2 separate regions of the Homo sapiens genome follow, and region 2 is linked to region 1. A link is a loop called in an ENCODE intact Hi-C map of the cell type or tissue named here. Cell type or tissue: gastrocnemius medialis. All regions are shown on one strand. Links, peaks and the distances in the headings refer to the core of each region. The heading gives the core; the rest is flanking DNA. Region 1 overlaps ZCCHC14 (zinc finger CCHC-type containing 14). Region 2 overlaps ZCCHC14-DT (ZCCHC14 divergent transcript).

Region 1 (11,099 bases), core at 1,034-9,033:
GTGGCATGAATTATATATTTTTATTTGAGGCAAACTTTTATTTTCATATTTCTTCAAATCAAATAGCTCCCTATAAAACGAATTACACAGCAGGACTTAACATTCTCCTTCTATAAATCTTAAATCATAAAATGCTTTAAAAACAACAGCAAAGAACAGAATACAACTCGGTCTATTTGGGGTACAGTTTGAAAAAGCATATCCTAAAATTACATCCCAATTCCATTTCTAGGAATTCACCATACCAAGTACTCACACGTGAGAAAATGACCTGATGGGGTGTGCCCACTGCAGGAGTGTCTGTGACAGGGAAAGCGGGGCACACCCTCAGTCCCCATCGACAGAGACCTGCTAAGCACAGACAGTGTACCTGCAGGTGACGGCCGCCCCCAAGCTGTGGGTGGGGGAGGCCCTCCTGACCACCAGTGCTCCCAACACACAACAAGCGCAGAAACAAGCCACGGGCTAGCCAGGCTCGTCCCACCCCTCCTGCTTCCTGGGTTCAGTGATGGTGTGAATGTGGAATAAGCCGGAAGGGGCCCAGAGGGGCGAGAGGAGGGGGGTAGCAATAACCTTCATTCCCTCCCCATCAGTATTTTAAAATTTCACAGCCAAAACACATTTATAACTTATAGGATTTAGAAGAATAAAAATGGCCAATGCTGTAACTTCTTTACAGTCTCAATGTATTTCAAAATTTCGGAGGATATGAGAGGCGTAAGATTTTAAAGTTCATCAAAAGAGCTGATAAGCAATGCTGCATTCACAGTATGGGAAAGTACATGGCACAAGCAGCCTGGAAAATGGCCTGACCTCTCCAGCCTCCACTTGTTCTTTCATCTCATACCTGGACGGTAGGTGGCAGTTGACCAAAACATCCCCTAAGTTCACTCACAAGCACAGATCCCAGCACTCGCTCTGCAGAGGGCTGGCCAGGTAGGCGTGGCCTCGACCTCAGACAGGATGAAAGTGGAGGCGGAAGCTGGAGTTGGGAGGAAAGGGTGGAGACTGCTGCCACTCCGGCAGGACCAGCACCTGCTGTATTCCACAGACAGCAAGCCACAGGGGCCACACCCAAGTCCATAGCGAGATCCTCTGATCCCAGCTCTGTCAATGCCCCTGCCCCCCAGCAAGAAGCCCTCCTGGGCTGTTCATGCAGGGAGAGGGACTAACAGATCCCACGCGGCTCAACAGATGCCTTCCAAGAAAAGCAACTTGTCACAGGGCTACATAATTGGGAAGTTTATGTAACTCGAGAAAATAAGGCCGGGCGCAGCAGCTCATGGCTATAATCCCAGCACTTTGGGAGGCTGAGGCAGGAGGACTGCTTGAAACTATGAGTTTGTTACTGGCCTGGGTAACAGCGAGACCCTGTCTCTATTTAAATTTCTAAAAAAGTAAAAAAAAAAAAAAAAGTCCTAGCCATGCAGCAACTCCTCCAGAAAGTCAATTCTTTGGATAACTTAATAACATGTTATCAAGAAAATAAAATTTTTTGAATTTCTTATATTTGTAATTTAAATTGGGTGATTTCCTTCCGATTTAACAAAGTCTCTTTCATTATTCTATGGTTAGAGAACCCAGAAATGAACTCCTTTCCCACTAAACAAGATAATAGAACCGATACAAGTACGATACAAATCTTACACAAGGAGATTTTTAGTTCCAAACAGTACATATTACTTTGCAAGACAACTCAGGAGGTTAACACATTAACTGTACAAGAAACACAGCCAAGGCCGGGTGCAGTGGCTCACGCCTGTAATCCCAGCACTTTGGGAGGCCGAGGCAGGTGGATCACAAGGTCGGGAGATCAAGACCATCCTGGCTAACACGGTGAAACCCCGTCTCTACTAAAAATACAAAAAATTAGCCAGGCATGGTGGCGGGTGCTTGTAGTCCCAGCTACTCGGGAGGCTGAGGCAGGAGAATGGTGTGAACCCGGAAGGTGGAGCTTGCAGTGAGCCGAGATCGCGCCCCAGCACTCCAGCCTGGGCGACAGAGACTCTATCTCACAAAAAAAAAAAAAAGAAAAAAGAAAAAAGAAAAAAAACAAACACGGCCGAGGCCAGGCTTAGTGGCTCACGCCAGTAATCCCAGCACTTTGGGAGGCCGAGGCAGGCAGATCACCTGAGGTCAGGAGTTTGAGACCAGCCTGACCAACATGGTGAAACCCGTCTCTACTAAAAATACGAAATTAGCCAGGCATGGTGGCGCACGCCTCTAATCTCAGCTACTGGGGAGGCTGAAGCAGGAGAATCGCTTGAACCCCGGAGTTGGAGGTTGTAGGGAGCCGAGATTGCGCCATTGCACTCCAGCCTGGGCAACGAGAGTGAAACTCTGTCTCAAAGAAAAAGAAAAAAAGAAAAAAGAAACACAGCTAGGTGCAGTGATTCACACCTGTAACTCCAGCACTTTGGGAGGCCAAAGCAGGAGGATCACTTGAGGCCACGAGTTCAAGGTCAGCCTAGGCAACATATTGAGACCCCCATCTCTACAAAAACACAAAAATTAGCTGGGTGTCGTGGCCTGTGCCTGCAGTCCCAACTACTTGGGAGGCTAAGGTGGGAGCATCGCTTGAGCCCAGGAGTTTGAAGCTGCAGTGAGGTATGATCATATCAGTGCACTCCAGCCTGGGCGATAGCGAGACCCTGTCTCAAGAAAACAAAAGAAATATAACCACAGCAGAGCCCATTCGATTTGGCCTGATGCATGAACCTCCACATTCTCTTAGCTACTTTGGTACATATTCTAAGTCCTGGTTCTAAGAAGAGAAAGTGAGCTGCCTTTTCTCTTTTTTAAGAGACGGAGTCTCAGCTGGGCACGGTGGCTCACGTCTGTAATCCCAGCACTCTGGGAGGCCGAGGCGGACAGATCACCTGAGGTCAGGAGTTCGAGACCAGCCTGGCCAACATGGTGAATGAAACCTCGTCTCTACTAAAAATACAAAAACTTGCCAGGTGTGGTGGCGGGCACCTGTAATCCCAGCTACTCGGGAGGCTGAGGCAGGGGGATCGCTTCAACGCGGGAGGTGGAGGTTGCAGTGAGCTGAGATTACACCATATTGCACTCCATCCCGGGTGACAGAGCAAGACTCCGTCTCAGGAGAAAAAAAAACAAACAGAGTCTCTTCTGTCACTCAGGCTGGAATGCAGTGGCACAATCATAACTCACCGCAGCCTCGACCTCCTGGGCTCAAGTGATCCTTCCACCTGAGCCTCCTGAGTAACTGGGACCACAGGTGCACACCAGCACGCACAGCTGAGAGTGAGCTGCCTTGACAACCAGCATCAGCAGTTCCAACTTTGCTGGTAGTGGCAAACCTTCCTGCCCCAAAAAGAAACACGTGTGATCAGTGCGTTCTCGCACACACACACCGCCTGCCCACCCTAAAACACTCCAAAGAGACACAAAGGAAAGCCAGCCTCCCAACTCTCAGCCTGCTAGGGGAGGAAGGGGAGAGGAGGGCTGAGCAGGGGAAAACACAGCCTTGGAGAGAAGGAGAGCAGTACTGATTAGTGCTTCTCGGCCTCGACAGCACACTGGAACACCAAGGCCCTGAGAAAACCACATCCCACACTCCCCACCAAAATCAGAGTTTCTGGAAACGGGGCTTCTTTTGTTTTGTGCCTGAAGCTTCTCTGGTGATTCTAATTTGCAGCTAGGCTAAGAACCAACCACGACCCCAAGTCCAGGTTTTATACTGCACCCATCATCCGGTCCAATCCCGGCAAGGACAAAGAGGAGACCCAGAGAAAACAGGAAGTCTTTTCCCCACGCAGACAGGAAGAGCTAAAGGCTGTAGGTCCGTCTGCCACAACCACAACTGGAAGGGGAAAGCCCGTGAGCCACCCTAGCAAAACACACACTGCATCTGACATCAAGACAGGAAGGAAAACTCTTTAGAATGGCAACTGCTGGAAAAGAAAGACCTGTTTTCCTCCGTATATTTTCCCAAGGAATTTCTTCTTAGTTTTCCACATGTTCACTTTTTCCAACCAAGCCTTTATCGTAACTTTGTTCCTTTGTTTACATTGAAAGCTGTCTTCACTTGTGTTTCCCAGAAATGCTGTTTTGGGGTTATTTTTGGTGAAGTTAGTTTGCTCCACGTGACCTATGTTCCACTCAAGTGCTCTCTGACTCAGGCTCACCCGCAGGACTCGTCATCTGGCCTGATGTGCACGAGAGGGAAGACTGACCGGCTCCAAAGGCTGCCTTCTGCTACTGCTAGGAAGGCAACGATAAGCTGCTCTCTTCCTCTCCACAGCCAGCCTCTTCCCACAACCCACAAAAACCCTCTGCCTGGCCCCTGCAACCTGGCATCCAGTCCTCCCCCAGCTCTTCACTCCATGCACTGCTGCCCTGGGCACAGCAGTCACATCTGCCTGGGGCCTTCGCCCTGGCTGTCCCCTCTGCCTGGAAGCGCCCCTGTGCCTTCCCATCTATACTCAAACGTCCTTCTTAGCAAGACTTCTCGATGCTCAGCAAGGCAGCTGTGTTTCTGGTTTGCTTTGTTCACTGCTGTTCCTTTGCACTTCGAACTGGGCCTGGCATGAAGCAGGCCGTTAATAAGGATCTGTAAAATACATCATGATATCACCAAATTTTAATGAAATTCAGAATCAAACGGAAAGCACTTCTATTTCAAACAAAAACTTCTGCAATCTACATTATGTAACAGACAATCAGATTGTTCCACCACATCTACAAAGCGCTAACCCAGGAATGAAATATGACTCTGAAGCAAGCTACTGGTAGTCACGGGGCACACCCGCCCCTGGGGCTCTTCCAGGAAAGCTGACTGAGGTTCCACAGTGGCCACACATCTAGGGGCACCTGGACTTGGGCAGCCCGCCTCTGGCTCTTATGCAATCACCCTTCTTACTGTTACAGTTTAAAGAGAGGAGGCCTCTGCTTCCAAACTTTAATGTGCAAAATGCCTCCGGATCTGGCTGAAACGCAGGTTTGATTCATGAGGTCCGGGGTGGGCCTGAGAATCTTGCATTTCTAACCAGCTCCCACATGATAATGCTGCTGCATGAATATTTCAAGGTAAATCTTCACCATGATCAAAACAGTCAAAGGCTCAACAGCCTCCTCTTATTTTTTTATTAAAAAAAAATAAACAGAGCCAGGGTCTCACCATGTTACCCAGGCTGATCTCAAACTCCTGGGCTCAAGCCATCCTCCCGCCTTAGCTGGGATTACAGGCGTGAGCCACCGAGCCCGGTCTCCGCAACGTCCCTTTAGATGGGATGGAAAAGGGAATCCCCGCACTGCGCAATTAGACCAGAGGGAATCAAAGGCCCTTCCAGGCAAGGGTGAGGAGCTACGCCTGCAGAAGAGCTGACGCTGGCTGCAGGTTGTGACCCCCGCTAACTACCCCCCGCCTCAGGTATTTACGCTTTTTTTTAAAAAAAGGTTTGTCCTTAGTTCATGCCGCCTGACAGAAAAAAACCCAGCACCACACAGGCTACTTTACAGCTCTGTGCTTACAACCCACTTTAATGTTCACGGACCTGACCATAACTTTTAGAAGAGAATTAATTTCTAAAAATCTATTTCCTGAAAGCTCTTCCAAAGACATCCAAGTGGGACGTGCTGACGCAGTCAGATGGAAGCACAGCCCCCCAACACTGACGGCAGCCTCGGTCTGCAGAAGACTCGCTGCACCCCACTGGTGGGCATTTGAAAACTGCTCAGAAAAACGGCAGTGAGCTTTTAGAGCAGGGTTTTAACCTTTTCTTTGTGCCAGCGACCTCTCTGGCAGTTCGATGACACCTACTGAGCCCTTCTAAGAAACATATTTTAAATGCATAAAATACACAGGACTGCAAACAAAGCCAATTATATTGAAAACCGTCATCTAAGTATTAGAAGACAAATGGGCTCCTCGAACAGAGTCTGTGGGTCTCAGCTCACTTCACAGGAGCGCTGAGCATGAAGGAGACTTGAAGACGCTTTCTACGACTGTGCAATCAAAGTATCTGTGACTGCATCTGTGACCAAGTCACAGGTACTGTTCGTATGACTGTGGATTCCTGCCTGCTTCCATAAAGGCAGGGAATGCTCAATTCCCAGTTAGAGGCTGGAGAAAGTGAAGTTGTGATGGCTTCCACTCTCCATGGCTAGGAGCCCCTACTGGGACAGTCACATCTAACCGTGCCCACCAGAGGGGCAGCCTGCCACTGCCCTCCTCACCTTGTTTCTTTACAAATACGGACCTGAACAGTATTCACATCAGCATGCCACATAAAAACAAGCCCTGGAAAAGCCTCACAGTCACTTTGGAGGTCACGTGTTTTTCATGAAAAAAAAAAATTGTTTTTTTTTTTTTTTTTACTAAAGAGACAGGGTCCCGCTATGTTGCCCCATCTGACCTCTAACTCCTGGCCTCAAAAGTGGTCCTCCACCAGATCAGACCTGTTGATAGATGAAAACTGTCTGCTTTCTCCTCTGGCGGGAGAAGACTATTCTTCCTTTTAAAAGGAAACTCGAATGAGGACTGCAAGCCTCTCGTTTTACCGGACACTAAACCCAAAATTAAGGATAATGGAGATCTGGTTTTTATCAAGCCTCAATAATGTAACACTGCCCCAAGCGAAAACAGAAAAAGATTTCATCCAACTCTGCACCCCTGGGGTAATTAAGCAAGAGAAACTGGGCACAGTTTACTGTCAGGCAAGCTCTCCTGGAGCAAATATGATTGGTAATAAAATGTCTGCCATTTCTGTTCACGGTGTGAGTACCTCTGGAGGACAGATGTACCACTATGACATGAATACAGCATCCCTTTCTCAACAGTAGGATCAGAAGCCTATTTTTAATGTCATCCCACCAATTCCCGTTGGTTCTGAAAATTGGAATAGGTGTCAAGGATCTGGAGATGACAACTTGACTTCCTTGGGGACTCTGAATTTCCCTGGTCGAACGGTTTCTTTTTCTTTTGAGATGGAGTCTCGCTCTGTCGCCCAGGCTGGAGTGCAGTGGTGCGATCTTGGCTCACTGCAAGCTCCGCCTCCCGGGTTCACACCATTCTCCTGCCTCAGCTTCTCAAGTAGCTGGGACTACAGGCGCGCACCACCACGCCCGGCTAATTTTTTGTATTTTTAGTAGAGACGGGGTTTCACCGTGTTAGCCAGGATAGTTTCAATATCCTGACGTCGTGGTCCGCCCGCCTCAGCCTCCCAAAGTGCTGGGATTACAGGCGTGAGCCACTGCACTTGGCCCCCAAAGTGCTGGGATTACAGACATGAGCCACTGCGCCTGGCTCCCAAAGTACTGGGATTACAAGCGTGAGCCACCGCGCCTGGCCCAACGGTTTTTTCTAATGGCTATTTCAAGGTAAGATTCTGTCTCTTAAGAATGGTACATTTAAGATAGATTATTAGATGTAAATCTTCATTTATTTGTATGTGTTCTCTAAAGATTCATGTGTTTTTTTATATGAAGAAGTTTAAGTGGCCTTTTGAAAGTAGGAAGGGTAGACGTACAGATGGTGACATCTGTACGTAACCATTTCAGGTTTCTTCCTTAAATAGTGGTATTCAGTATCCCACTGGCCAATGGTAAGGATTTTATTTAACATTTTAAAAATAATATTGCTCATTAAGAGATATCTTAAGGAAAAATTACATAAATTCAGGAGAGTATGTGTCATCACATTGTGTTGTGCATGTTCATTCAGCTGTTTTAGAATATGTTCTTATATTACAATAAATGATACCCTTAATTACATAGTCAAAAAAAAAAAAAGTGGTCCTCCACTTCAGCCTCCAGAGAAGCTGGGACTACAGGAGGCGCATGCCACCATGCCAGGCTTAACCTACAAACAGTTCCTTATCATCTACTGCCTCAGGTTCAAACCCCTTCCCCCGTTTTTTAGCACACTGTTAGATGTTTTTCCTAACTTAACTTATAAAGTCTTATTATTCCCTAACCTAGTGGTTCTCAACTGGGGGAAATTTTGTCCCCAGGGGACATCTGGCCACAGCTGAAAACATTTTCTGTGAACTGGGGTGGGGATTCTCGTGGCATGCAGCCAACGGAGACCAGCGATGCTGTTAAACATCCTGCAGAGCCCAGGACAGCTCCAGAGCAAGGAAGTACCTGCCCGCAGGCCTCAGGAGTGCCAAGGCTGAGAGGCCCTCCCTGATACAGTTTATTTTCCCTAATATTGAGTACTGCGTCTGCATGTGGAATACCTGGGAGCTGGCAAACGACGCAGGCTGAGAAAGCCAGGTCTAGACATCTTTAAAAAGAATACGGTCAGTTTAAAAAGCCAGGTGCCAATGGAATGCCTACGATGTCAAGACACATTGTGAGAGACCATGGAGAATAAAAGAACAAAAAGTACTAGCATTTTTGTCTGTTTTTTTGGAGACATGGTCTATGTTGCCCAGGCTGGTCTCAAATTGCCAGGCTCAAGTCATCCTCCTGCCTCAGCCTCCCGAGTAGCTGGGACCACAGGCATGAGACAATGCACCCGGCTATAACCACCTTTTGTACAGTTCTTCCCAAGTATCCATTATGCAGCCATATGAGATCATCCATCTGATCCCTGCAGTACGTGACGTACACAGATCAAATTATCTCCATGTTAAAAACAAGAAAAACTGAATGTCAGTTCCTAAATGCCTTCCCCAAGGTCATCTGGCCAGTAGGGAGCAGAATCAAGTGCAGACTTTAGGTCCTGTAACTACAGAGGTCTGTGATTTGTGCACATTAAATCCAAGGAGGCGAGCGGAGCACAGCGGTCAGGAGCCGTCTCGGCGGCCAGTGCTGGGTCCACACAGGGCAGCCCCTGTTTCGTCCACTATGGGATGGAAATAATGGCACCTACCTAAGGCTTTTGTGAGAATTCAGTAAAATGCATTTCTAGTACTGTGAACTGGAAAAATGTTAGCATTCAAAATGTTAGTTGCTGTTATTATTGTGGTGCTTGCGGTGTGGCTGGAGGACAATTAAATTGCTTCAGTGCTGTCACAGAGACTCGGAGCTCTGGGAGGATCCAGGAGGGGCACCGGCAACTGGGCCTCCCGGAAGGCAGGGCTCCCTGTGTCTACAGCATCTGCTGCACCCCTGTGGGCAGCACACCCCCAGAAGCACTGGGGATGAGGACAGAGCCACCCACAGCCACCCCAGCTCCGTGTTCCCTGCACTGGGGGCCAGGGCCTATCTTCTCAAGTAGAGACTTTACCACGACATGTGATCGTCTGTTCTAAAACCAGTGCACTTGCCAGGCACAGTGGCTCACGCCTGCAATCCCAGCACTTTGGGGGGCTGAGGCAGGAGGATCGCTTGAGCCCAGTAGTTCAAAACCAGCCTGGGGCCAGGAGCAGTGGTTCACACCTGTAATCCCAGCACTTTGGGAGGCTTAGACAGGTGGAACTCCTGAGGTCAGGAGTTCAAGACCAGCCTGGGCAACATAGTGAGACTACATCTCTACCACAATTTAGAAATTACCCGAGTGTGGTGGTGTGTGCCTGTACCTAGCTGCTCAGGAGGCTGAGGTGGGGGGATCGCTTGAACCTGGGAAGTTGAGGCTGCAATGAGCTATGATTGCATCACCGCACTCCAACCTGGGAGACAGCACGACACCCCAACTCAAATAAATAAATAAATAAATAAATAATGAAAACAAGCACATGACAGCTTGAATAATTATTTAATTACTTGGACTACAGTTAAAATGTTCTCAGGAGTCAAATGCTCATAAAGCTGCAGGGGGTGGCCTCGTCCTCAGCTGAGTGTAACCTGGGGCCACTGTCTGGACAGCAAGGAGGCAGGATGTGATGAGCTTTTTTCCCATCTGTAGCTTTTCACCCACTAATCCCACTGGGAGGAGTCTGCTGTTAGGATACAGTCAATCAGCGATGTAGTCAAAGGTTTGTGTGTAAGGAGATTTATCTCAGCTTGAGCAAAAAGAAAAACAAACAACATAAACATCCCAGCAACAGATTACTATTGAAATAGGTCGCTAAATGTGTATGTCCAGATGACTGAATATTATGCAGTCTTAAAAGGCATGCAGGATGCTCACAGATAATGTGAAAATGGGCAGAACGTACATCAGTTGTGTGCAAACAGGCACTGAGAAAAGACAAAGGTACACCGAAATATTACTAGCATTTATCTCTGGGTAATTTTTATTTTATTTTTCTGTTTTCCAATTTTTCTGTGAGGAACAATCACTACTTCTAGAATTTAAAAAAGTTACAGATATTAAGTCTAAATATAAATACCTCCCTACAAGATGTGAATGATATGAAAAGTATAGAAAAAGCAAGCTTCTAAAACCATAACCACACTTTCCTTCCACACATATCTCGAGGGCCGGGCACATCAGGGGTTAACATGAACTTCAAAGTGTCTACCCCCACAAACAAAATACAGTAAACATGACTATGAAAAAATAGTGTTTTCAATTTGTTTTCCAATTAACCTACCTCTATACAGGAAGGAGTAACGTCTGTTAAATACTTTTAAGTTAACGTAAAAAACATAAAACATAAAAACAAAATAGATTTGTAAGCATTTTGCTAAAATAGTCATTACGTGTCTCTAAAAACCAGAACAAGAAGACAGACAGTTTAAGAGTGAAAGCTATTTGCTGACTTAGACCAAGTGAAAGCCAACGCTAACCAAAAAAACATTTTCCATGTAAAAACATTCCTTTTAATATTTCTTAACCTAGAGCTCTACTCATCAAAAAGAGAAAGAGAGAAAAAAGATTACTGCTTAAAATCTCAGCAAAGGGAACCCAGTACTTAACTAGACCAGCTCCCAGAGTGACCAGATGCAAATCTCTTTCACAAATAGCCACAGGGCAGCACGGCCTCCTCTAGGAACACCGGCCCCAACTGCCCACCCGCGGGGGCTTCCAGGCCTCCAGGTGCCAAGACATCCCACCAGGGGCCAACCACATGGGACCTCTGGGGTAGGGCTTCCCTACAGTCAGCCTCCAACACACCCAGAATCCCTGTTCCAGACACTGCCTGTAGAAACAGAGGGAGTCTAAAGTCGAGAGCCCTAGGGAGGCTAAAGACATACTTCCTAGTCCTGTAATCCCATAAAACAGGGTTCAAAGGGCATCTTAA
Region 2 (11,099 bases), core at 1,576-9,575, 54 kb after region 1:
GTAAAGAGTGAGAACGCATCAGAGCAGCTGTCTTATTCCTGGCCTGTGCTCTTGGTCAGACATATCCCAAGGTAAAAACAAAGGCAGCCAGCCAGTCAGCCCGCAGAGGACAGTCACACGAACCCTAATTATCCAGAAGTCTAGTCGAAGTACAGATTAGAAAATCCATCATTGTTGACAATAATCCTCACCCCAAATGCATATTTTGCCTTGAGATGTAATGGAAACCATCATAATTAGCAAGACATTAAAAAGAATATTGTTTGTTTAATCTTTTACTTGGCATTTAGAAATTTCCATTTTGGCTGGGCGTGGTGGCTCACGCCTGTAATCCCAGCACTTTGGGATGCCGAGGCGGGTGGATCACCTGAGGTCAGGAGTTCAAGACCAGCCTGGCCAACATGGTTAAACCCCGTCTCTACTAAAAATACAAAAATTGGCCAGGTATGGTGGTGTGCACCTGTAATCCCAGCTACTCAGGGGGCTAAGGCAGGAGAATCTTGAATCTGGGAGGTGCAGGTTGCAGTGAGCCAAGATCACACCACTGTACTCCAGCCTGGGCAACACAGCAAGACTCCATCTCAAAAAAAAAGTCCATTTTGTTAGGAGTTTTATGATTATACATAAAATATGAGAGCAGCAATGCATATATATAATTCTTAAGTTTTAAGATACACGTATATGGTGGGCACCTGCGGGAAAGGTTTTGCCCATTAGGATCTATGATCTAAACACTTTGGAGACTCCTGCCCTGAAGAATTCATGTCTATGAGCTATCCAAAAACCCAGACCAGGCCGGGCGTGGTGACTCATGCCTGTAATCCCAGCACTTTGGGAGGCCAAGGCAGGCAGATCACTTGAGGTCAGGAGTTCAGGACCAGCCTGGCCAACATGGTGAAACCGCATCTCTACTAAAAATACAAAAATTAGCCAGGTGTGGCAGTGTGCGCCTGTAATGCCAGCTACTCGGGAGACTGAGGCAGGAGAATCGCTTGAACCCGGGAGGCAGAGGTTGCAGTGAGCTGAGATCATGCCATTGCACTCCAACCTGCACAACGAGAGCAAAACTCCGTCTCAAAAAATAAAAAAAAAAAGCTCAGATTAAACAATGATTATAGATGTTTTATGAAATCAATCAAGAAAGTTCATAAAGAGGATGACCACAATTTTTTTTCTGTCTGCAAGATCCGTATTTGTTGTTCTGTGCCACATTAATGATTACATAACAATTATATAATGTATATATCCAGGCCTTGATAATTGCCATTGTCTACAAGATGCTCTAGAAGTCCAAAGGGAAAATGAGCCTGAGAAAGTCCAATAGGGCTTCACAGAAAAGGTGGCATTTAAACTAGGCCTTGCTTGGAGCTGGAGAGTTCCACATGGCTAGGGAGGCCTCACAGTCGTGGTGGAAGGTGACAGGCAGGTCTTAATTAATGAAGCTTTAAATGTTTTTTCATTGGGGCCAGGCATGGCAGCTCACACCTACAATCTCAGCACTTCAGGATTACTTTTTTTTTTTTTTTTTTTTTTTTAAGCAGAGGGTCTGTAACTTTCACCAGATTCTTAAGGAGTCTGTGACCTGGGAGAGTTTTAAGAGTGGGAAAGCTGTAAGGCCACGCTCAGGCTGGATTCCAGCCGTGGGACCCCTCGCTTCACTTCTCTGAGCCTCAACTTCCTCATCTGTGCAATGGGGCAGCCTCGTGGACATGCAGGATTGCAGTTCTGGACATGCAGAGCCTGGCATCCAGAGGAGCCCAGCGCCCGCCAACTGCAGCACCCAGCACCAGCAACCCCAGGGTTGGGGGCTGACTCCATTCTTCTCCCCAGGGCTACACCAGCTCTAGCTTCCTGGCCGCCAGTTTCCCCAGCAACTTCATTTTGTTTATTTGCAATGGCTTATTGGGGTCTCCTGGAGAAAAGATTCTCAGCTGAGTTCCAGAAAATGAACACGCTCTCCCCGTGCTCGGAGAGCTCCCAGCTGTTCTCTTGGCTGGCCGGCTCAGAAGAAATGATGTTAGGAATGTTTATCTCGGAGGAAGCGGAAGAGCTCCTTTCAGCAAAATAAGAATGAACCACAAAACAGGGTGCAGGGGGCCTTGTCAAGGCATCATAGCGTGGTGCCATGGGAACATCCCCTTCCTTTGTCCTGCCTCAGCTGACAGTGCCTCGGAGATGCCCTGAGCTACGTCAGCCCGGCTGGCATCCAAGGGGTTCCTTATTGGCTCACAAGACACGTTGCTTTTTCAGGACCAGAGAGACTTGGAGGTCCTCACCTGCAGCCCTGGGCCTTTGTTTAGGCTGTGCTGTGAGGCTGGCTCTCTGTGGTCAGCATCTCAGCGTCCCTGCCTGGCCAGCAAAGGGGTGACATTTTCCTTGGGTGCCCTCTTGCAACATGGCGTTAAATTCTCAAAAAGGTGCAAACCCTTAGGGTGAAGTTTGTGTCTAGAATATAATGGTTAAGGGCCTCGGTTCTGGAGTCAGAATGACCAGGGTTTGGGTTCCGGCTCCATTGCTTTATAGCTGCCTGAGCCTCCGTTTCCCAGTGTGTGGAACAGCTGGTAACCAGCATTCCTACTCCCATGGGTGTTGGAGACATGAATGAGATCGTCATTACAAAGCGTTCAGCACAGGTTAAGTGCTGATAGGTGGAAAGGAGATAATCAGTGGTAGCGATTATTATTTTAGTTGTCTACTTATAAAATCAGAAAATCGGAAATAGAAAAATACAAAGAAGAAAACTAAAAGTGCATGTAGCCCCATGGCCCGGCAATCCGCGCCGCTGGCCTTTTGTTAGCTGTCCTTCCTGGTTTTTTCCTGTGGGTGTGTATGCATGTATATTTCATAGGATCTGGTCATTGTTGAATGAGGATAGTTTATGTATGTATAGACATGTTAGTTTTTTCTTAATACCAGGCATAATGTATCTTAACCCACTTTTTTAAAACTTAAAAATACATGGAGAACACATTCTCCAAATCATTACATTTTACCATATTGCATATTTTTTCACTTTGTAATGTTTCGAAGTAAGGATGTGTTTTAGAATCAATGTCGAAAGAAATGTGCCAGCTATTTCTTCTTTTTCCCCCCAAAAATGGGGGTTATGATGACACTGGTAATACAAATAACAAATGATGGCTTCTCAGATTCAAAGAAACACAGCAGCCTAAAAGATCCTTCTTAATTTCCACAAAGGATTCCTCAGTGCCAGTGTTGTCATTAGCTCAATTGACCTCTATTTTTGGACATTTTGGCTCCTTCGGTTTTTTTTTTCACTATTACCCACCATGCCGCACAATAGAGTCTGCAGGGAACGCAATTCGATGGGCCAACGCGCCCTGAGGGATGGAGGCGGGGTGGAAGGTGGAGGGACCTGAGATTTTCTGTCAAGGTCATGGCCAGCCTGTGCTGGCCTTGTAGGGAGAAAGATAGGGGATAAGTACCCCAGCCTCCCTCCCCGCCCTCTCTCACATCTCATGCCAGGGCTCCCCCAGCGGGAAGCAGAGAGGGTGAGGAAGGGCGAGGGTATGGTTCTCAGGCCAGCCCCTGGGCAGGGAGAGAGTGACCCTGGTTGGGCAGCCCTGTGGCCCAGCACACCAGCCCTGTGGAGCTGAGATGCCGGCTTTAGATGGGGGGACTTACAACACGGGCTTTCCCTTCCCCAGTGGAACAGAAGGCGCCGGCGAGAGGCCCTCCTTGTCAGCGCCAGGGACAGATTGCTCAAGAATCTGCGTGCTCCAAGGCACAAGAGGGGTGCTGTCTCCTTTTCTGGAGTTCCGTCTCATGCCTACGTTTCGGGTAGGATGCTATTTTTAAGTGACTGGCACCGTGGATCAGTACACTTGGAGGGAGGAGAGGGGATGCCACACATAGCAGGGGTGGGTGCTGCGAGCAGGGGTGGGGAGAGGAAAGGGGGCTGCGTTCGAGCCACTCTGACAATGAGGCTGAGGGCTGGCTGGCTGTCACACCCACGGCCGACATTAATCACATCCTGCCTGGCACTCCCCAGCAGCTCTGACACATGTGGCCGCACCCCACTTCTGGAAAGCTCCCCGCTCAGGCTCTGCAGAGCGTTTCTCGCGACACTTCCCGTGCTGGATCCGTGCCGCCAGCATGGATTCCTTCAGCCTGGCTCCGGCCTGGGGTGGGCTCTGAGCCGCCATGGGACTAGGCAGAACACGCTGTGTGCAATGCAAGGCTGAGCACGCTGGGCCCCTTCGGGATGCTGGCGGTTACATGGGCAGTGGGACGGGTGGAGTGACACGGAACATGCCTCAGTTGCTTCTCCAGCTAGGGTTTTGGGGTTGCAAGCAAGAGAACCTGGCTCTTGCTAACCATGTTGGGGCTGGAGGCAAGGGTTTACCGGTAGGACCTGAGCTAGCTACAGAGTGGAGAGGTAAGATGAGAGCCAGCCCACAGGAAGGCCGGAGTGAAACAGCGTTGGGGGCCTGAAAGATGGGGACTAACAAGCAGCCTCTGGCTGGGAGGTTCTTCCGGGATCAATTTGCTCCATGCTACAGAGGGGACTTGCTCAGGGCGACGTGGCTAATTGGAGGCACGGACAATCTCCGAACTCAGACCTCTGACGGATGCCGTCCTCTGACCAGCCTAAAGCTGCCGGGGTCCTCCCAGCTCAGGGACGCTGTCCTCACAGGAATGCCTAATGGGGCTTCCTCCCTGCCCATCCCAACCCCTGGGGCCACACATTGCTTATTTTGGATTACACCGGGCAGCCTGTGCCCCGGTCAGAGGCAGGGAGAGCTTGGGCAGGACTGGGGAGTGTGACTCATTTCTGTCTACCCAGCCAAGCACCAAAGGCGATGCTGGCAAGCGGGAGACGGTCCACAGCCACTCACCAGCAGCCAGAAGCCAGGCTCAGGACAGCCAGGCCTCAGCTTACACAGAGGCCACCAAAGAATGGCCCGGCAGGATGCCAAACCTCATTTATCTGAGCGGAGCAAGGCCGCCTGGTCAGTGTCCACTCCACACCCAGGCCCTCCTCTCTTTGCTGCGGCCACAGCAGACACGCCAGCTGCCCCATCGCTGCACAATGCCAAGCCTCCGTCCACCTCGCCCTGAACGCCCTTCCCCCGTGTCCCTCCTATCTCCGTGAACGTGGCATGAGAGAATTCACGCTCTGCAGTCAGAAATCCAATGCCTGGTGTCACAACTTCCCAGCTATAGATCTTGGGCGAGTTGCATCCCTTCTCTCTGCCTCAGTTTCCTCCTTTGTAAAATGGGGATAAGACCTTCTTTGCAGGGTTTGACAGCCAGGAATCAGGTGTGCAAAAGTGGAGGTGTGGTTCATCACAGGGGCCTGCTGTGGTGGCTGTCCTTCTCCTAATAGCCACATTCCCCGGACCCAGCTGGGAGGAATGTGCCAACCCCCGGTTTGCTCTCCCTCTTCCTGTCTCAGTGATCCAGGCCATAAAAATGGCTCCTCCCAGATGCTGTAAGATAGAAGCTGCATTGCCCTCGTGGCAGGAAGGGGACATTTGGGCTACTTCAAACCAAACCAAACAAAAAACTCACTGTCATCAATTCTTGCCTTCTAAAGGGAGGGGCACATTTCATCTTGGGGATGCTGGCCTGGGGATTCCAGCTAGCCAAGAGCAGAGGAAACATCATTTCCAAGCACCAGCTAGTGCTCTGTGCTGCTAGAAGTCCCAGAGTATCCTGTCCTGGCTCAGTTGAGCCCCTTAGTGAGCTCAGGACTCTTTTGGCTGCCAATGACAGAAATTCGACCTGAATCACTTACAGGAAAAATAATATATATTATATATTATAAAATATATATAAATATATGTATATATATATTTTTTTGAGATGGAGTTTCACTCTTGTTGCCCAGGCTGGAGTGCAATGGCGCAATCTCAGCTCACTGCAACCTCTGCCTCCCAGGTTCAAGCAATTCTCCTGCCTCAGCCTCCCAAGCAGCCGGGATTACAGGTGCCCACCACCACGCCTGGCTAATTTTTTGTATTTGTAGTAGAGACAGGGTTTCACCACATTAACCAGGCTGGTCTTGAACTCCTGACCTCAGGTGATCCACCCACCTCGGCCTCCCAAAGTGCTGGGATTACAGGTGTGACCCACCGTGCCCGGCTGAGCAAAAATACTATCAATAGCTCACTTAACTGGAAAAAAGCCCCTGCAGGTGAGTCTAGCTTCAGGCGCAACTGGATCCAGGGACTCAAATGATATCTCCCCTTCTCTCGGCTCTGCTTTCCTCCGTGTGGTGATGTCACTTTCTAGATATCTTCATCCACTTGAGCAAGGATGATAGTAGCTCCAGGCTCTGTGGCAGGTTGTGTATTCTAAATTTGGCCACACCAACATATGTCCCATCCACGTGTCGTTTGTAACCATCTCAACCAATGGAAAATGTTGGAAGCGACATTCTATGACTTCTGAGGCTGGGTCCTGAAAGGCAATCCAGTTTTGCCGGCATCCCTCTCTTTGGGGACACATAGCCCTTGGAAGCCAGCACCATACTGTGCCTTGTCCTGACCCCCAGAGTCCATAAGCTCAATCAATACTTGTTTTACGCCACTAAGTTTTGGGGTAATTTGCGATGTGCCCTGCTATAGCTTTCGTGATCCCCGTAGGTCAGAATTGAGGAAATAGACCTTCATCCCTCCAACACGATTGGCCAATTCTTAGTAAAGATTCAGATCAATCCAGCCTGCATGCAGATCACATCCCTAAATCAGTGACTGTAGCCAGAGGGATGGGGAACTAGGCTGGACCATGAGCATCCTCTGGCTTGATGAAGGGTGGGGACAAGGAGCACTGACCTTGTCAGGACCACAGGGAGTTGGCTGGGGGTGGCCATTGAGGAGAGGTGGAAGCCACTATCAGATGGACAGGGAGAGATGGCAGCCAAAGTCCATTGTCGTATAAAGGCCGGAGCTGACTGTTACTGCCCTGCCTTTCAGGAAAACGTTTGATTTGTTAAGGGGAAGGTGATGGAGGTTTTAGAAGGGGAAATTAGAAAAATAAGAATACGAAAATTAGCCGAGTGTGGTGGCAAGTGCCTGTAGTCCCAGCTACTCAGGAGGCTGAGGCAGGAGGATCACTTGAGGCCAGGAGGTCAAGGCTGCAACGAGCCTTGATTGCACCACTAAAACTCAAGCCTGGTCAACAAAGCAAGACCCTCTCTACGAATAAACATGGCCAGGTGCAGTGGCTCATGTCCATAATCCCAGGACTCTGGGAGGCCAAAGTGGGCAGATCACTTGCGGCCAGAAGTTGGAGACCAGCCTGGGCAACATGGTGAAACCCCGTTTCTACTGAAAATACAAAAACTTAGCTGGGTGTGGTGATGTATACCTGTAAAACCAGCTGCTTGGGAGGCTGAGGCAGGAGAATCGCTTGAACCCAAGAGGCAGAGGTTGCAGTGAGCCAAGATCATGCCACTGCACTCCAGCTTGGGCAACAGAGTGAGACTCTGTTTCAAAAAATAAGATAAATAAAATAAAAGAAAAAAGAAAGAAAGAAAAAGAAAAACAAGAGTAATACTGCTTTTCCTACCATACATGGATAGGATTTGAAGAAAGCAGGAGAATGACAAGCTAGCCGAGCAACTCATGCCAGAGTCAGCCATGTTTTGTGAGGAACTAACATTTACCCAGGGCCCGTGCTGTGCCCAGCCCCGCATTAGGTGTTTTCTATTCATTCTCATTTAATGAGCCTGCAGCTCTTGGAGGGCCAGGACCGCGCCTGTAGGGCAGCACTGAGTGTGTTCATCAGGACACGTTCTGGCTGCTAGAAAAAAGGCCAAAATGACAGTGGCTTAAACAAGATAGAAGCTTGTTTCTTTCTCATGAAACAGCCCCAGATTGAGCCTAGCAACTTTGGACGCCCTTTGGTGTCTATCTGGCTGGTCTGCCAAGCCTAACATGTGGTTTCCATCTTAAGATCTGAGATGGGGCTGCCTCAGCTCCGGCCAGCACGTCCATATTCCAGCCAGGCAAGGAGGCAAGAGGAAATGAGAGCAAGGCCCAGAGCTTTATTCGTGTCTTCCACTTAGATCTCACTGGCCAGAACTGTGTCACGTGGCCGTGTTGATCCAGAACCCAAGAGAGGGTTCTCGGATCTTTCACAGGAAATAATTCAAAGTGAGTCTCAGAGTGCAGTGAGAAGAAATGGCTTATTGAACACTACTCAGTGACAGCCCAGAAAGCCCAGAAAGTTACAGCCCAGCAAGAAAGTTATACCCTCAGAAAGCAAGAGGAGGAGTACCTCATCATCATTTTAACTTCCTCTTATGAAGAGGCCTTATCTATGGAAAAGCTAAGCTGTGTCTACTCCATGCGGATGGGCTCACAGCGTGACAACGTTTCTTACTTTGCTGATTTAAAGAAAACTGTCCTTGGCACTTAGCGCGTAAATACATCCCAGCACGACTGTCATGATCCTGAGAGCATACACTGTTATGGGTGTTGGGACATCTGGACATTCCGTTGTCAGAGGTATCATCAGGCCGTTTCCTCAACTGTAAACATCTTATCACCACGGAGTGTGACCAGCCAGGAATGTGTCTTGCTAATTTTAAGATAGAGCTGAGGTTTTTGTTTGTTTGTTTGTTTGTTTTTGTTTTTGTTTTTGAGACAGAGTTTCGCTCTTGTTGCCCAGACTGGAGTGCAATGGCGTGATCTCACCTCACTGCAACCTCTGCCTCCCGGGTTCAAGTGATTCTCCTGCCTCAGCTTTCCGAGTAGCTGGGATTACAGGCACCTGCCACTACGCCCAGCCAATTTTTTTTTTTTTTGTATTTTTAGTAGAGACGGGGTTTCACTATGTTGGTCAGGCTGACCTTGAACTCCTGCCCTCAGGTGATCCACCTGCTGCGGCCTCCCAAAGTGCTGGGATTACAGGTGTGAGCCACTGCACTCCGCCGGAGCTGAGTTTTTAAATGGTGTCACCCTGGCTCTCCTATATTCTTCTTTCTCTACCAGCCACGTCTAGCTGCAAGAGAGGCTGGCAATGCAGCTTTTAGCGCTTGATCCTGTGCCCCATGGAAACTCAAGGGCTCTAATGCTAAAGGAAGAATGAGAGGATGGATATTGGATGAAAACTGGTGGACTCAGCCTAAGACACTCGAAGCTGAAGAGCTGGCAGTGCCCTAATGATAGCCCCTGTGGGACAGTGGTTCACAGCCTGGGCCCTAGAGGCCGGGCATGGTGGCTCAAGCCTGTAATCTCAGCACTTTGGGAGGCTGAGGCAGGTGGATCACAAGGTCAGGAGATCGAGACCATCCTGGTTAACACGGTGAAACCCCGTCTCTACTAAAAGTACAAACAATTAGCCAGGCATGGTGGCGGGCGTCTGTAGTCCCAGCTACTCGGGAGGCTGAGGCAGGAGAATGACATGAACCCGGGAGGTGGAGCTTGCAGTGAGCCGAGATGGAACCACTGGACTCCAGCCTGGGCGACAGAGCAAGACTCTGTCTCAAAAAAAAAAAAAAAAGGAGCCTGGGTCCTAGAGTCACACGGCCAGGGAGTTTCATCTTGGCCCTACCCTTGAAATCTGTGTGACCTAAGCCTCAATTTCCTTATCCATAAAATAGGGGTGATGATAATACCACATTTCATTGATTCTTTATTTTTATTTTATTTTTTAGAGATAGGTTCTGTGCCTAGGCTGGAGTGTAGTGGTGTGATCGGAGCTCATTGCAGCCTCAAACTCCTGGGTTCAAGTGATCCTTCTGCCTCAGCCTCTTGAGTAACTGGGGCTACAGGCATGCTACCATGTCTGGCTAATTTTTAATCTTTTTGTTGAGAAGGGGTCTTGCTCTGGTGCCCAGGCTGGCCTTGAACTCCTGGGCTTAAGCGATCCTCCCACCCCAACCTCCCATAGCATTGGATTACAGGTACGAGCCACTGTACCTGGCTTCGTATTTTATTGATTCTAAGATATGAATTTTAACGTCTCTAAAATTAGGTTGTGTTTACAAGTAATGATGTGTTTAGTTGACAGGTTTTTTTTTTTAATTCTTAAAACCATAGTAACATAACGGTGTATCTTACAACGAACGGTGACTAGGATTTCATAAAATACAATTGCTATTTTGATGATAACATCATTAATAGAATATACATACTCTATTAATAAAATTATTAATATAATAGAATATAGAGTGTTTAAATTCATATATATTCATTTGAATAGTTCCAGGACTATGGTAAGAACTCAGTAAATGTCAGCCATTATTCCTATCACCAAGTGCCCCCAGCATGTAGGAAGTGGCTCATTTACCTGGAGCTAAAGGAATACCCAGGGCGGGGTCAGTTTCTTAAACCACCCACCTGTAGGTGAGGCAAAGAGCCTGGCAGGTTCTTCCTCCACCCTACACACCCTCAGGTTCTAAACATCAACTCTGCAGTTGCTGCCTAGATGGAAGGAGAGTGGGGCAGGTGGAGATCGCTCTCCCACCTGTAGGTTAGGGTTAGGTTAGGGTTCGGGCTTAGGGTTAGGGTTAGGGTTTAGAGTTAGGGTTAGGGTTAGGCTTAGGGTTAGTGTTAGGGTTTAGGTTTATTGTTAAGGTTAGGTTTTAGGGTTCGGGTTAGGGTTTAGGTTTAGGAGTTAGATTTAGGGTTAGTGTTAGGGTTAGGGTTTAGGTTTTGGCTTAGGTTTATGGTTTAGTGGCAGGGTTAGAGTTTTGGGTTAGGGTTAGTGTTTAGGGTTAGGGTTAGAGTTAGGTTTTAGGGGTAGGTTTACTGTTTCAGGCTAGGGTTAGGGTTCGTGTTAGGGTCTGAGATGGGGTTAGGGTTATGATTAGGATTATGGGTTATGGCTTTGGGTTATGGTTAGGTTTCTGGGTTAGGGTTGGATTAGTGTTTAGGTTAAGGGATAGGTTATGGTTTAGGGTTAGCTTTAGCTTTTTGGGTTAGCATTTGGGTTTAGTGTTAGGGTTAAGGTTAGGGTTAATTGTTAAGGTCATGAGTTAGGGTTAGAGTTAAGGTTAGTCTTTAGGGTTACGATTAGGGTTAGGGTTAGGGTTAGGATTAGGGTTAGTGTTAAGATTACTTTTCCTGTGATCCCAGTATTGGTTTTCTGTGGCTGCATAGCAAATGTCCATCTGCTAAGTCACT

Evidence for each region. A loop is a pair of places that touch in the nucleus more often than their neighbours do. Peaks named below come from ENCODE experiments on the same cell type or tissue, not always from the same donor. Only the 100,000 strongest peaks of a DNase experiment are listed, where the experiment ranks them.
Region 2: a loop joins it to region 1, with 4 times the contacts of the local background. A loop is called at or near these places in 3 of 110 quality-filtered maps.

The regions. Positions count from the first base shown.
Region 1 is chr16:87,460,722-87,471,820 of GRCh38, forward strand. All of the region lies in intron 1 of ZCCHC14 (zinc finger CCHC-type containing 14), which reads right to left. It also overlaps the pseudogene NR3C1P1. Among named protein-coding and RNA genes, the nearest start is that of ZCCHC14, 27 kb to the right of the region's middle. RefSeq lists enhancers at 8,525-9,110, 9,111-9,695, 10,381-11,099. In gastrocnemius medialis, for the core only: no CTCF peak of the experiment used is centred there; DNase peaks (open chromatin) are centred at 3,783, 4,180 and 4,820; H3K4me3 peaks cover 1,220 bases; H3K27ac peaks cover 4,621 bases.
Region 2 is chr16:87,513,978-87,525,076 of GRCh38, forward strand. It overlaps ZCCHC14-DT (ZCCHC14 divergent transcript), which reads left to right. Exons shown (of 4, transcript NR_110943.1): 4 at 1,539-1,653. Among named protein-coding and RNA genes, the nearest start is that of ZCCHC14-DT, 25 kb to the left of the region's middle. RefSeq lists an enhancer at 4,882-5,479. In gastrocnemius medialis, for the core only: no CTCF peak of the experiment used is centred there; DNase peaks (open chromatin) are centred at 3,724, 4,120 and 4,884; H3K4me3 peaks cover 345 bases; H3K27ac peaks cover 1,901 bases.